Linked DNA regions of Homo sapiens: region 1 is linked to region 2. Evidence: read pairs that join two places in POLR2A ChIA-PET (ENCODE). Cell type or tissue: IMR-90. All regions are shown on one strand. Each heading gives the region's core, and the rest is flanking DNA. Links, peaks and the distances in the headings are about the cores only. Region 1 overlaps SEC61A1 (SEC61 translocon subunit alpha 1). Region 2 overlaps LOC107986129 (a long non-coding RNA gene).

Evidence for each region. Peaks named below come from ENCODE experiments on the same cell type or tissue, not always from the same donor. Only the 100,000 strongest peaks of a DNase experiment are listed, where the experiment ranks them.
Region 1: POLR2A ChIA-PET joins it to region 2 with 10 read pairs; 3 of 35 experiments call an interaction of 5 or more read pairs at or near these places.

What each region holds. Positions count from the first base shown.
Region 1 is chr3:128,058,013-128,060,512 of GRCh38, forward strand. SEC61A1 (SEC61 translocon subunit alpha 1) reads left to right here. Exons shown (of 12, transcript NM_013336.4): 6 at 2,090-2,199; 7 at 2,496-2,500. Among named protein-coding and RNA genes, the nearest start is that of SEC61A1, 6.8 kb to the left of the region's middle. In IMR-90, for the core only: no CTCF peak of the experiment used is centred there; no DNase peak of the experiment used is centred there; H3K27ac peaks cover 1,418 bases.
Region 2 is chr3:127,855,865-127,867,369 of GRCh38, forward strand. All of the region lies in intron 3 of LOC107986129 (a long non-coding RNA gene), which reads right to left. It overlaps LOC105374096 (a long non-coding RNA gene), which reads left to right. Exons shown (of 2, transcript XR_001740899.2): 2 at 2,678-3,399. Among named protein-coding and RNA genes, the nearest start is that of MGLL, 39 kb to the left of the region's middle. In IMR-90, for the core only: no CTCF peak of the experiment used is centred there; no DNase peak of the experiment used is centred there; H3K27me3 peaks cover 510 bases.

The sequences.
Region 1 (2,500 bases), core at 1-2,500, 200 kb after region 2:
TATCTAATAAGTGTTACTAGTAACAATTACTAGTCATCAAAATTAGCCATATTTAGCCTCTGTTTGCTGAAAAACATTAATTAGGAAATGATATTTACAGTCTCCTATCCAGTCATCTTTTCGCCTACACCAGCATGTTTTACAGGTCTTAAATTAGTATGGTGGATAATTGAATGAGAAATACGTCTATTTTTTTTTTTTTTTTTTTTTTTTTGAGACGGAGTCTCACTCTGTCGCCCAGGCTGGAGTGCAGTGGCGTGATCTTGGTTCACTGCAAGCTCCGCTTCCTGGGTTCAAGCCATTCTCCTGCCTCAGCCTCCCAAGTAGCTGGGACTACAGGTGCCCGCCACCACGCCCAGCTAATTTTTTGTATTTTTAGTAAAGACGGGGTTTCACTGTGTTAGTCAGGATGGTCTCAGTCTCGATCTCCTGACTTCGTGATCCGCCCGCCTCAGGCTCCCAAAGTGCTGGGATTACAGGCGTGAGCCACAGCGCCCAGCCAAGAAATACATCTATTTAAACTTGTCAGTTTTAGATAAAAATTAGGATTCTAAAATACACACATGTGGCTGGGAGCGGTGGCTCATACTTGTATCCCAGCACTTTGGGAGGCCAAGGCAGGATGATTGCTTGAGGCCAGGAGTTCGTGACTAGCCTGGGTAACACAGTGAGAGAGACCCCATCTCTACAAAACAACAACAACAAATTAGCCAAGTGTGGTGATGCACCTGTAGTTCTAGCTACTAGGGAGGCTGAGGTGGGAGGATCACTTAAGCCCAGGAGTTTGAGGCTGCTAGTGCACCACTGCACTCCTGCCCGGGCAACAGAGCCTGTCTCTTAAAACAAAACAAAAAACACTAAGAAAACAAAAAAAGTACAAGCACAAATTGGCTGTTTTCTCTTTGGTCTTCACAATGTTTTGAATGTTTTCCTGCATTAAGAACTAATTGTTGTGGAGCACTTTTTAAAAAGTCAAATAGGGACTGTATTTGATGGCCACTTTGGAGTAAAATTAATTTTACATGACAGATTAAATAGGAAAGCTGAAACTGAAGGTCAGACTGTACTTAGAGGACCCATCTAGTACTGTGGAACTTGTCAAATGTGTCCATTCCCTTGTGCCTAACAGTGAAATAGAGTGAGTTGTAAGAAATGAAGACACCCTACAAAAAGGAAAGCTTTTGCCAGGCGTGGCTCATGTCTGTAATCCCCGCACTTTGGGAGGCTGAGGTGGGTGGATCACGAGGTCAGGAGTTGGAGACCATCCTGGCTAACACAGTGAAACCCTGTCTACACTAAAAATACAAAAAATTAGCTGGCTGTGGTGGCACGTGCCTGTAATCCTAGCTACTCCAGAGGCTGAGGCAGGAAAATCGCTTGAACCTGGGAGGTGGAGGTTGCAGTGAGCCAAGATCATGCCACCGTACTCCAGCCTGGGCGACAGAGACTCCGTCTCAAAAAAAAAAAAAAGGAAAGCTTCTATTAGACCAAAATAGCTTGGTACCTAAGGGAATGGGAAGAGCAGCCAAATCAATGGTACGTGGGGTTTTCCTTTTAAAAGCACATTAAATAAAAACTTGAGAAGGGATCACTTTACCCCAGAGCTAATAATTCTGTCCTCTGGACCCAGACCTGGATGGTGAGCCTAGAGAGGTGGCCCAAATCTGTAGTTCAGCTCTTGAGCCATCGAGACCCCAAGTGCCTGACATTGAGTTTGGGTGCTGCAGGTGTGACATCTCCAGATTGTGTCTCCGGATGCTGTCAGGAGTAGGTTCTACTCCCTGATTTTCTTTGAATAGAACAAATTTTCCAAGTTTCACTTTTACTCCTCCCATGACTAAAAAGCAAGTGAATCTAGGAAAAGGTAAAACTAAAGAAGAAGTGTGCTTTTGTTAAAAGGCTTTTGATTCATCATGTACTTTGCTGATGTGATGGTTTAGCGCGTTCTCAGCCGAGCCCCTTGGAGGTAGTATCACTGCTCTTCATCTTTGTTCTCCCCCGTGCCTGGCGTTGAATTGGTGTTTCTTAATTGTTTCTTTTGTTCTGTGTAGTGACCCACTTGGAAAACACTTCTTTCTTTCAATTCTAGTATTTGGCATGATCATTACTATCGGCCAGTCTATCGTGTATGTGATGACCGGGATGTATGGGGACCCTTCTGAAATGGGTGCTGGAATTTGCCTGCTAATCACCATTCAGGTAATTATTATGCTAACATCTCCCTTTGAGTAGCCCCTCACACTTACCTACAATTCTCACATAACGAATCTCAAGCACACCTAAAAGGAACTCCTACTGAAAGGAAGCAGAAGCCTAAGACTCTGGGTTAGCCCTCTGAATTCAGCAGAGAAAGGCTTTACTGACCGCTCTCTGGGGCTGAGGATGTGATCTCATTCCGTCTTCAGCGTTTATATCAGAGAACCCAATTACTGAAGGACGGAACCATGTCCGTGGGGAGCAGTAACACATAGTCTTGTATTTTTGAATTTTTACAGCTCTT
Region 2 (11,505 bases), core at 5,580-8,079:
GTGACAGAGGGAATGAGAGAGAGGGGGAAGGTGCCAAGGCCTTCTAAAGAGCAATGGTAGAACTCAGCTGGCAAAGGAGCAGTAACATGCCCTCCATTCCGCCTGAAAACCACCTCCTGCCCACATGACCTCTCTCCTCAGCCAAGCTACCAACCAAGGGCAAGAGTAAAATAAAGACACCTGCAGATGTAAGTTCTCCAAATATTTACATCCCACACATTCTATCTCAAGAAACTCCTGAAGGATGTTCTCAAACAAAATGAAAGACTAAATCAAGTGAGAAGACAATATGGGGGATACAGGAAATAGTAGGTCCAATGTAGAGAGATGCAAACGACATCATCAAGATGACGTTGAAGAGATTCTAGAAGAAAAGCTGTGATGCCATCCAGTGGCATCCAGTGCGGTGGTTCAGGAGATTCCAGAAGAGACTTCCTTTGGAAGGTGAACTGATGGTTGTCTGGTGCATGTGACCTCATTGTCAAGAAACAAAGCCAGTGGGTCAAGGATTTGGGATCAAATTGATATAAGAAATCTAACTGAGCCCACGAATAAGCTTGTCGGCAGAGGGGGCGGTCTGTTGGAGGCTGTTTAGACTCAGAGTAACGGTTTGTTCATTCATTTGGTCATCAAATGTCAGGTGCCTAGTATGTACCACGTGCTGTGTGAGGTCTGGAACTTTCTTTTTTTTTAACTTTTATTTTAGGTTCACAGGTACATGTGCAAATTTGTTACATAGGTAAATTGCATCATAAGGGTTTGGCATACAGATTATTTGATCACCCAGGCAATAGGCATGGTACCCATACCATAGGTATTTTTTCTGATCCTCCCCCTCCTCCCAGCCTCCACCTTCAAGTAGGTCCCGGTGTCTGTTGTTCCCCTCTTTGTGTCCATGTGTTCTCATTGTTTAGCAACCACTTATAAGTGACAACCTGTGGTAGGTACTTGGTTTCCTGTTAGGTTAGGAACTTTCTTAGCAAACCTAGGGCGTTTGGGTAGAGGATCCCAAGTGGATGAAGGCCTAGAGTTATATGATGGCTCCATGGGGTCAGCAACTGGTAAGTGAAGGCTGGCTGAGGCAGGAAGGCTGTTGGAAAGCACTGAGAGACAAAGGGGTCAGGGCTGGGGCCCAGGAAGTGAGGAGTTGCTGAGCAGAGCAGCCATGTGGCATGGTCTCTGTTAGAAAATGAGTGACATGGGTGGAAGAGAACGATATAGTCCTTTTTGCTGGTGCTGTCTGTCTCAGAAGGAAATCATTTCCCACCACAGATGTTGGGGGCAGATGCTTTGTTTTGCTGTATGAGGTAGACAATCTAATCTTTTGATTTGTTTCCTAAAGCAAATTTTAAAAATCAAAGTATAGCATACATACAAAACATTCACAAATGGGGCAGGCCAGTGAATTCTCACACAGTGAGTTCACCTCCACAACCAGCATCCAAACCAGAAAATAGAACAGGAACACTCCTGAGCTCGGTTCTCACTCAGCAAAAGCCTGCTCTGAAGGGCAGGCTGTTTCAGAAGGGGCAGGAGATAGACTTGCCCCTCTGGTGGGGTGGTGGAGATTGGATTTTAGATTCTCAGCAACTGGGTTCAAAGCTCATCTGTGCCACCTTCAGGAGACAGACTGCTGCACGTGGCAGATTCCATTTGAAACAGGGTTGATAAGGCCTTCCTCACCCATTAGCCATGAGCATCACATGACTTAAAGTGAACAGAAACGATCCACGTACAGTCAGCGCTTAACTCTGTGCTGCAGACTTGCTTTAGATTTGATAGTGATGCTGGAAGGCTTCAAGAGAGGCCTCTAGATGCAAACTTTCTGCCATTTTCCAGGTCCACGAGAGAGCCTTGTTAATGGACTCTGCAACCTTCCAGAGGACCCTAAGTCTCAGAGCTTTCCCAAGCCTGACCAGCCATCCTGGTACCTGCTGTCTAAGCAGCACCTCATATACCTCAGCTTATCTGTCACCTCTCTGGAGGGCAATTTGGCAGTGTCTAACAAAATTTAAAATTGGTATGCTCCTTGAATCAGAAATCATCGTTTTAGGCCGGGCGCAGTGGCTCATGCCTGCAGTCCCAGCACTTTGGGAGGCCGAGGCAGGTGAATCACCTGAGGTCAGGAGTTTAAGACCAACTTGGCCAACATGGCAAAACCTTACCTCTACTAAAAATACAAAAATTAGCTGGGCGTGATGGTGCACACCTGTAATCCCAGCTACTGGGGAGACTGAGGCACCAGAATCACTTGAACCCTGGAGGCGGAGGTTGCAGTGAGCCAAGATCATGCCACTGTACTCCAACCTGGGCGACAGAGTGAGACTCCATCTCAAGAAATAAAAAATAAAAATAAAAAAAGAAATTGTGTTTTAGAAATCAGTCCTAAAGAGGTATTTAGTCACGTGCACAAAGACTTTGTTGCTACATTTCTTGAATGTCCGAGAAAACTTTGTCTTCTAGTGGTCAAATAAATTATGGTAGAAATACACCATGGAGTGTTCAGAAGCCCTTAAAAAGGAAATAAGGGAATCCAGCACTTTGCCTGTAAAGAGCCAGATAGTAAGCATCTACAATACTAAACAAACAAACCTGTATTGTTTTCTGCACTGCATAACACATCACCACAAACACAGTGACTTAAAACAACATGATTTCTTTTCTCTCCACCCTACAGGTCAGAAAGCTGGCAGAGCATGGCTGGATTCTCTGCTCGAGGTCTCACATGCCCAAAATCAAGGTATTGGCCGGCTGGGCTCTTGTGTGGAGGCTCTGGGGAAGAACCATTCAGGCTGTGGACAGAAGACAGCTCCTTGTGGCTATAGGACTGAGAGCCCTGCTTCCCGCCACCGGCCCTTCAAGCACAAGCCCTCCAGGCCTCAAATCTCTCTGCCTTCCTCTTCTGCTTGTAAAGGCGCATGTGATTTCACTGGACCCACTTTCAAAACCCAGGATAACTTCCCTATTTTAAAGTCCATTTACCTTAATTAATCTGCACAGCCACTTTGCCATGTAAAGTAACATATTCGTGGGCATGAAACCAGGGGGTGAAGGTCATGTGGCTTTGAGAGCAGCACTCTCGGTGACACATACTCAATTCTGCTCCTCCAGTGCAAAAGCAGCCACTGACAATATGCAAAGGAATACATGCAGCCACAACATGGAAGAAATACGTGCATCAACAACACATAGCAGCGTGTGTATGTATGTGCGTAAAGGCCTTGGAACACAGCTGAAGAATACTTTTCAAATCCTTCACTGTTATTTCCTCTAGGGAAGAGAGTGGAGGCCGAGGCTGGGAATCCAGGAGCTGTTCCCATTTTATTCTGCATACTTCCCTATCTTCTGATGACTTCACAATGTAACCATTAAGAAAAATAAAAATTGCTCATGCATTTACATATATAAATATTAATATATGTAAAGAAAACCTTAACCAATAATGATGATTATATCTGGGGAGGAGGGAGTGTAAGGAACTTGCTTTCTAAATTACATATTCCTGCGATCTTTGCTTTTTTGTTACAATGAGTCTCTATTGTTGTGAATAGAAAAATATGTATACTTTTCATTGTACTGATGTCGATGAAGGATTTATGTAAAAAGCCAGATACTAAATATCTCCAAAGTTCATCCATTCTGGACTAATGCTCATGTTACAACTTTAAGTTAAAAGTGCAAGAGGCAGGCGGATCCTTTGAGGTCAGGAGTTTGAGACCAGCCTGGCCAACATGGTGAAGCCCCATCTCTACTACAAAAATTAGCCAGGTGTGGAGGCGGGTGCCTGTAATCCCAGCTACTCAGGAGGCTGAGGCAGGAGAATCACTTGAACCCATAGGCGGAGGTTGTGGTGAGCCGAGATTGTACCACTGCACACCAGCCTGGGCAGCAGAGCAAGACTCCATCTCGAAAAAAAAAAGAAGAAAAGAAAAGTGCAAGATGAAGAGTATACCCGGAAAATGAATCCAAGGACATAAATATTCATAGAAAATGACTGGAAGGAAATCCACTGAAACGTTAACAGTGGGTGTTCTAGGCAGTGAAGTCATGGATAATTATTTCTTCCTTTCTAGTTTTTAATGCTTCCCAATTTTCTATTATAAGTATGTATTATTTTTATAATTGACAAAATAAGCACTATTTTTTTTAAACTGAATGTAATTGCCAAGTGTACGGCAATATTCCTGTCAACGGGTTGCCAAATTTTCTTCCCGGCAGGGAAGCCTGTTTGAAAAACAGTAAAAACCAGAGGTGTTCTTGCAGAATATGGGTTCCGAAAAAAAGGAATCTGAAGATGCATGGGTGAGAATGAAGAGACGGTGTCATTTTATCATTGAGGAAACAGGAGGGCTCCCCCACGCCTGCCAAGCCAACAGCCTGTCAAGACTGGCCACAGTGGGGTGGGTCCCGCCCAGCGACCAAACACCCAGCAGCATTGACAGGGGACCCACCCTGGCCCATGCTTAACACGTGCTAATGAGCTGCTATTTTCCATATAGATCAGACTTCTGGTTCCTATATTCCTAACCTCGCATACCTCTTCAACCCCCATGCTGTGTGCCATTCCCAGCAGGTGGCTTTCTGCTTGCTTCAGAGGGGGTTTCCCCTGGAAGGTTAATGATATGTTTCCCGTGGATGTTAGTGGATAGTCTCACTGCTTAGGAGAATAAATGCATGCCTGAGATGCAGCTATCACCACACAAGACTCCCCAGACAGACACGGCTGTGACATTTCAGCCCCTCCCTCTTTTCTGCAGTCCCTGCCCCAACAGTTTGAGCTCCTGCTTCATGCAAGGTGCTCTGGAATAGCTGAATAGGCAAAGGCTGCAGCAGCCCTCACAGAGCTCACAGCCGGTGAGAGACGAGATGTGTCCAGAAAAGGAGACTCCATGAAACAAACAGTGAGAGCCATAAGAAAGGTCAAGGTTGAGTGTTTTGTGAAAGAGAGATTAATCTGGAAAGAGGTGATGAGGAGTTTAAATAGAGGGAGTGACAGTTGAGGTGTACCTCAAAGGATTGGAGAATTTGTTCATGGTAAGATGGGAAGAAAAATCAAAAGTATTCCAACCCACTCTCCAAAAAGCAGCATGAACAAAACCATAATTTTCTATGACTTTTCAGGATCCAAGGTATTACTCACCTGCACACTGGTCTGCATCAAGCATACCTATGAGTTATTACACTAGGCCACGATCCCCCGTTAGAGCAAGTAAAACTCCCCATCTCCATCTAAAGTGCTCTAATAAGGAACCAACAAAAAGGGTCTGGAACCTCAACCTTGGTCATCACATGAGTGGTGCAAATTGAAATTACACTAGGAAACCAATGTATTCTGTGATGAGGCTGTGGGGAGACAGGCACACTCAGATATCGCTGGTGTGAATGCAGAATGCTACTACCCACCATGGAGGGGAGTTTGGCAATATCTGGCCAAATCATACAGCCTTTGAGCAGAGGTATCACCTCTAGGAAAAGCTGCGTGTAACCTGTATCTTGTTTAATTTTACAAAAATGACTAGGAGATTTTAAAATTTAAAAAACCATGTAGGAGATCTTCTTGGAAACAAAACATTATTTTACATTGAAAATAATTATTTTTTGCTTTCTTTCATTTCACATTTGAAAATTTTTTCAATACCTTTGTCTCATTAAAGTAAAGCATAGTAATGAAACAGACCCTGGTCACAGACAGTCCTCAGAAGCTGACCCTGTCAGATAAGAGGCAATGTGACCCACAGCACAGGAGAGACATAGGAAGGTAACATTTGTACTATTAATGACTTTGAGGTTCAAATCAAGATCCCGCACCCTCAAACAGGTCTCTATTTCTCATCAGTGGGCACCTCATTTACACATCTTTTGGGGTCATATCTCAGATTAATCATTTTGGTCTCAGTGTACAATAGTTTAACATAGAGCCACATCCCAATAGAGCGGAAGAACTGCCGAAACCATCTGGTCCAATTCCCCCTCACTTTATAGTGAAATAAAACCAAGTGATATTTAAGTGAATTACTTAACATTACACAGCTAGTGAAAGGCAAGGCTCAGGCTCAGGTCTAAGTTTCTTAATTCCAAGTTCAGTGTCCTTCCTATGATGCCATACAGTCAGCTATCATAAAAAACCTTTTCCCCTTCATCAACAGTAGCTTGCATCTTTTGAGACAAAGGTATAAATAAAAGTTAGTTTAAAACACTTTAACATTGCTGTTATTTTATGTTTTTTATAAGAAGGCAGGGACCTTCATCTCTGTTGTAATGGATATAGCCCAAAAGCCTAGAAGAGAACAGTGTCCTTGTACATAGTAGATGTTCGATAAATGTTTGAATAAATATTTATTGAATAAATGAATATACTAAGTGGTATGAGTGGATCCATAGAGAAGAAAATGTAATTCTGATGTTTCTCAACTATCAGATTGGCAAAAATCTGAAAAATAACAAATAATTGAGTATTGTGCAGTGGTGCTATCATAGTTCACTGCAGCCTCAAACTCCTGGGCTCAAGCAATCCTCCCACCTCAGTCTTCCAAGTAGCTGGGACCACAAGCATGCACTGCCATGCTTGGATAATTGCCCAGATAATTTATTTGATTTTTTGTAGAGGTGGAGTCTCACTATGTTGCCCAGGCTGGCCTTGAATTCCTAGCCTCAAGTGATCCTCCTGCCTTGGCAATTATTTCTTTAGGATAAATTCCTGAAGGTAAAATTGTTGCATAAAGGGTCTGTATAGTTTTTAAGGTTTTTTTTTTTTTTAAATGAAGTTTCGTTCTTGTTGCCCAGGCTGGAGTGCAATGGTGCGACCTTGGCTCACCACAAAACCTCCACCTCCCGGGTTCAAAAGATTCTCCTGCCTCAGCCTCCCAAGTAGCTGGGATTACAGGCATGTGCCACTACGCCCAGTACAGATGGGGTTTTCCATGTTGGTCAGGCTGGTCTCGAACTCCCGACCTCAGGTGATTTGCCCGCCTCAGCCTTCCAAAGTGCTGGGATTACAGGCATGAGCCATTGTGCCTGGCCTTTTTAAGGTTCTGATACAATGAACTGCCAAATTGTCTCCCCACAAAATATTGTGCTACTGGCTGGGCTCGATGGCTCACGCCTGTAATCTCAGCACTTTGAGAGGCCGAGGGGGGCAGATCACCTGAGGTCAGGAGTTTGAGACCAGCCTCATTGATATGATGAAACCCCATCTGTACTAAAAATACAAAAATTAGCTGGGTGTGGTGGTGGGCGCCTATAATCTCAGCTATTCAGGAGGCTGAGACAGGAGAATCGCTTGAACCCGGGAGGCGGAGGTTGCAGTGAGCCGAGATGGCGCCACTGCACTCCAGCCTGGGCAACAAGATCGAAATTCTGTCTCAAAACGACAAAAACAATAAAAAATTTGTGCTACTTTATAGTGCCCATTGCCTGAAACTTCACCTACCTTGTGTTTTATCCAATTTTTTAAAATTTTATGGAAAAAGCAAAACAGACCTGGTATTTCACAGGTATTTTTAAATATGCATTTATCTTCAAGTAAAAGAAAGTATTTTTGTTCCTTCTTTTTGTGACTGATCTGTTCTTTCATTTTCTCTCTCTCTTTTTTTTTTTTTTTTTGAGACAGGGTCTTGCTCTGTCGCCCAGGCTGGAGTGCAGTGGTGCCACCTCGGCTCACTGTAACCTCCACCTCCTGGGTTCAAGTGATTCTTGAACCTCAGCCTCCCAAATAGCTGGGATTACATGCGCATGCCACAGCACCTGGCTAATTTTTTTTTTTTTTTTTTTTTCTGTGGAGACAGGGTTTCACCATGTTGCCCAGGCTGGTCTCGAACTCCTAAGCTTAGGTGATCGACCTGCTTCAGCCTTCCAAAGTTCTGGGATTACAAGCATAAGCCACCGTGCCCGGCCTATTCCTTCATTTTCTTACTGAACTGTAGAAGTTATTCACATATGGAAGATATTAGTTGTCAATTTTATATATGATGCAAAGCTTTCCCAGTCCATATTTAATTTTAATCATTTTTCTGGTGGTTTTTCACATACAAACGTTTAAAATTTCAAGTAGTCAATTTTAACACCATTTTATTTTTCTTCTTCTTCATATGATAAAGCATCATATGGTAAAGTCCTTTCCCTACTCAGAAACTGCTTATAATTTCTTCTTTTTATTTTTTCTTTTATTTCCCCTTTTTAACCTCTTATAATTTTAAAATATTAAGGGTTTCTTGTGTTATATATTTTAAGATACTATCTTTTTTTAATATCTAGACTTTTTTCTAAAATAATTTATTAAATAATCCCGTTGATTTCACGTGACATACCTTATGTACACCCAATTCCCATATAAACATAGGTTGGTTTACGGACTCCATTCTGTTCCAGTGAATTAGTTGCCCATTCTTCCTTCAGTAGCACATTGTTTTAACTTCTGTGGAGGCATTTTAATGTTTCAGTGTTTGATGGAACAAGTCACCTCTCTTCACTGTTGTCAATTTCAAAAAAAAAAAAGACCCCAAAACTATTGATTCTCTGCTATGAAATATGAAATTATATTCTTACACTTGTTTTCTTCACCAGCATTTTTATTAGCTGTATTTAATTTCTATTTTGTCAAGTTTTATAATATTTACACTTAATTCAATAAACATTCTCCAGTTGCTTAATTTTTTGTTTTTGTTTTTGTTTTTTTGACGGAGTCTTGCTCTGTCATCCAGACTGGAGTGCAATGGTGCTATCCCGGCTCACTGCAACCTCCACCTCCTGGGTTCATGTGATTCTCCTGCCTCAGCCTCACAAGTAGCTGGGACTACAGGCACGTGCCACCACACCCGGCTAATTTTTGTATTTTTAGCAGAGACAGGGTTTCGCCATTGTTGGCCAGGCTGGTCTCAAACTCCTGACCTCAAGTGATCTGCCTGCCTTGGCCTCCCAAAGTGCTGGGATTACAGGTGTGAGCCACTGTACCCAGCCCAGTTGCTTAGTTTTTGTGGTGTTCATATGAGTTTACTATTTCTGTGATTATATGACATAACTATGGCCTTCTTTTTAAATTGTATTTTATCCACTATTATTAATGAAAAAATTTAATCTCATCATTGGTTCTATTTATAGTCAAGTCATTTTTTAAACAAGTGCCATATGCGATATTTCTTAAATTCTTCCATGTTTGAGTATGACTTCCTGTTTCCTTTCTATTGAAGAACTCTTTGGCTGGCTATAATTACTTGAATCTCACTTTCTGCCCCTCAGAACATTACCAGCATTACTCTACTGCAGTGTTTACTGGCATTGAATGCTGCTGTAGAGAAATCCAAGGCTGATTTTTGTCCCTTATAAATTACTTGTTTATCTACCTGAATGCCTGAAGAATTCTGTCTTTAGTCTTAAAGTTTAGTAGCTTAACCAGGTTAAAGGTATTGATTGTTCTGTGTAATCTGCCCCCAAACACTGTGTACCCCTTTAAACGAGTTTTATTTTTCCCCCATTACAGGGATCTTTTACTCATTTTTATATGTGAATATTGTTTCTGGTCAATGTCTTGGGTTCCGTATTTGCAGAACTCTAATTATCTTTATGTGGTTATCCCTTCAAATCTGTCATCTTTTCCTTAATTGCTTTAGTCTCCTGGTATTTCTCCTCTGCAATTACTGTGATTTTCTGAAATCTTTTCTCTATCAGCATTTTCCCCAGCCATGTATGTTTGATTTCTTGCTCTTCCTACGTTATTTATTAATCTCTGTGTTTGAAGTTTCTTTATTGTTCCTTTTCTCTGCTGCTTTCTTTCTCATCTCTGCTTGTTCTAGCATTAAGCTAGTTTATTCAGTTCATATACTTCTTTTTAGTTCTTTCATATCATGAAACACACTTGGAAGTTTACTTCTGTTTTTTAGATTATATTTTCATCCAGATTGGGTTCTTTGTTATTTCTATGCAATACTGTATGCATTTTTGTTGTTATGGGCTTTCATATTTGCATGCCATTTCTTTTTATCTTACACATGCTTCTGATGGTTCCCATCTGCCCGGATCTCCTTTTTGCTCTGCTCTTGCATGGAGAAGTATCTCCTTGATATTTTGTCCACTTGATCTGACACTCATTTGTCTTCCCCCTGAGCCCCAATATGTAGAGTAAGAGTTGCCTTTTACTAAATTTCATGTGACTTGAGGGCATGGGGGTAGGGGTGGGGGCAGTGTTGAGCCAGCTGGGGGCTGGACCCTGCTGTCTGTTCTGAGCACTCATCACTGTCACGTCTGGAACACCCACCCTCACAGGGTGTGCTTCACTCCTATGGGCTGTGAGTCATTCGCTCCACATAGCAAAGAATCCTAGAAAGTCCTTCTGGCCTCTTCTACGACCTGGTGGTGATACATGAGATTTTCCATTCGCAAAGCTTTCCTTCTTTCTCCCCAGAGCTGCATTATTCACACTGTCCACCCATTCTCCTTCAAATGGGAAGGTCTTTGTGAGAATGTTCTATATTTCCTTGTGTGGGAGTACGTGAAGAGGAGCATATTTATTAGCTTAAAATTCCTTTCAGGGGTCTCAGCAAAATACCTTAGTGGACTATTTGATATGTTGAAAGTCAGATTTCAGGGCCTATCCCAGATTAGTGAAAAAAGAAACTATGAAATAAGAAGGAGCATTGGGGATTGCAGCAAACTAAAGAAGAGATGGGAAAAATATTCAAAGTAGACAAGAGGGGGCCCAGCTATGTGGCCAGAGATTGGGTATCAAATGTAAAAAATGAGGCCGGGCACGGTGGCTCACGCCTGTAATCCTAGCACTTTGGGAGGCCTAGGTGGGAGGATCATTTGAGCTTAGGAGTTCAAGACTAGCCTGGGCAACATGGCAAAACTGTGTCTCTACTAAAAATACAAAATATTAGCCGGGCATGGTGGTGTGTACTTGTAATCCCAGCTACTCAGGAGGCTGATGTGGGAGGATCACTTGAACCTGGGGGCGGAGGTTGCAGTGAGTCAAGATCACGTCACTGCACTCCTGCAGGGGTGACAGCGAGACCCTGTCTCAAAAAAAGAAGAAAAAAGGCAATAAAAGCTCCACGGAAGTATGTTTATGATTCAATGTGCTATGCTGCAATATTAAACTGCCCCGCTGCTTAACATTTTCAAAGAGTCTCTGAATTGGACCTTGAATCAGTGGTCCTTGGAAAAGTGAAATAATCATGCTGGTTTTATGAGTATTGCCCTAAGAAAAAGAAGCAGTGTGGACAAAGCAAAGAAAGCAAAATCTAGATCTGTGTTCTAGAACACAGACAAAAGATCAGTGGAAGCAGGGACTTAAAAAGTCGGGAATGACCAAGAGAATTCTAAGTCCTGCTCCCTTACTACACCCTGGAAATACTGGCTGGGAGAAGTGAGATTTTAAGGTTTCTCACCAGCCAATTGGAAGACATTGACATGTAGTTACAAATGATTACTAACAACGTTTTCAAGATTTCCTTGAAATAACAGCCTCAGCCACACCCACATTTTCTTAGTTTTTATATATGGAATTGTATT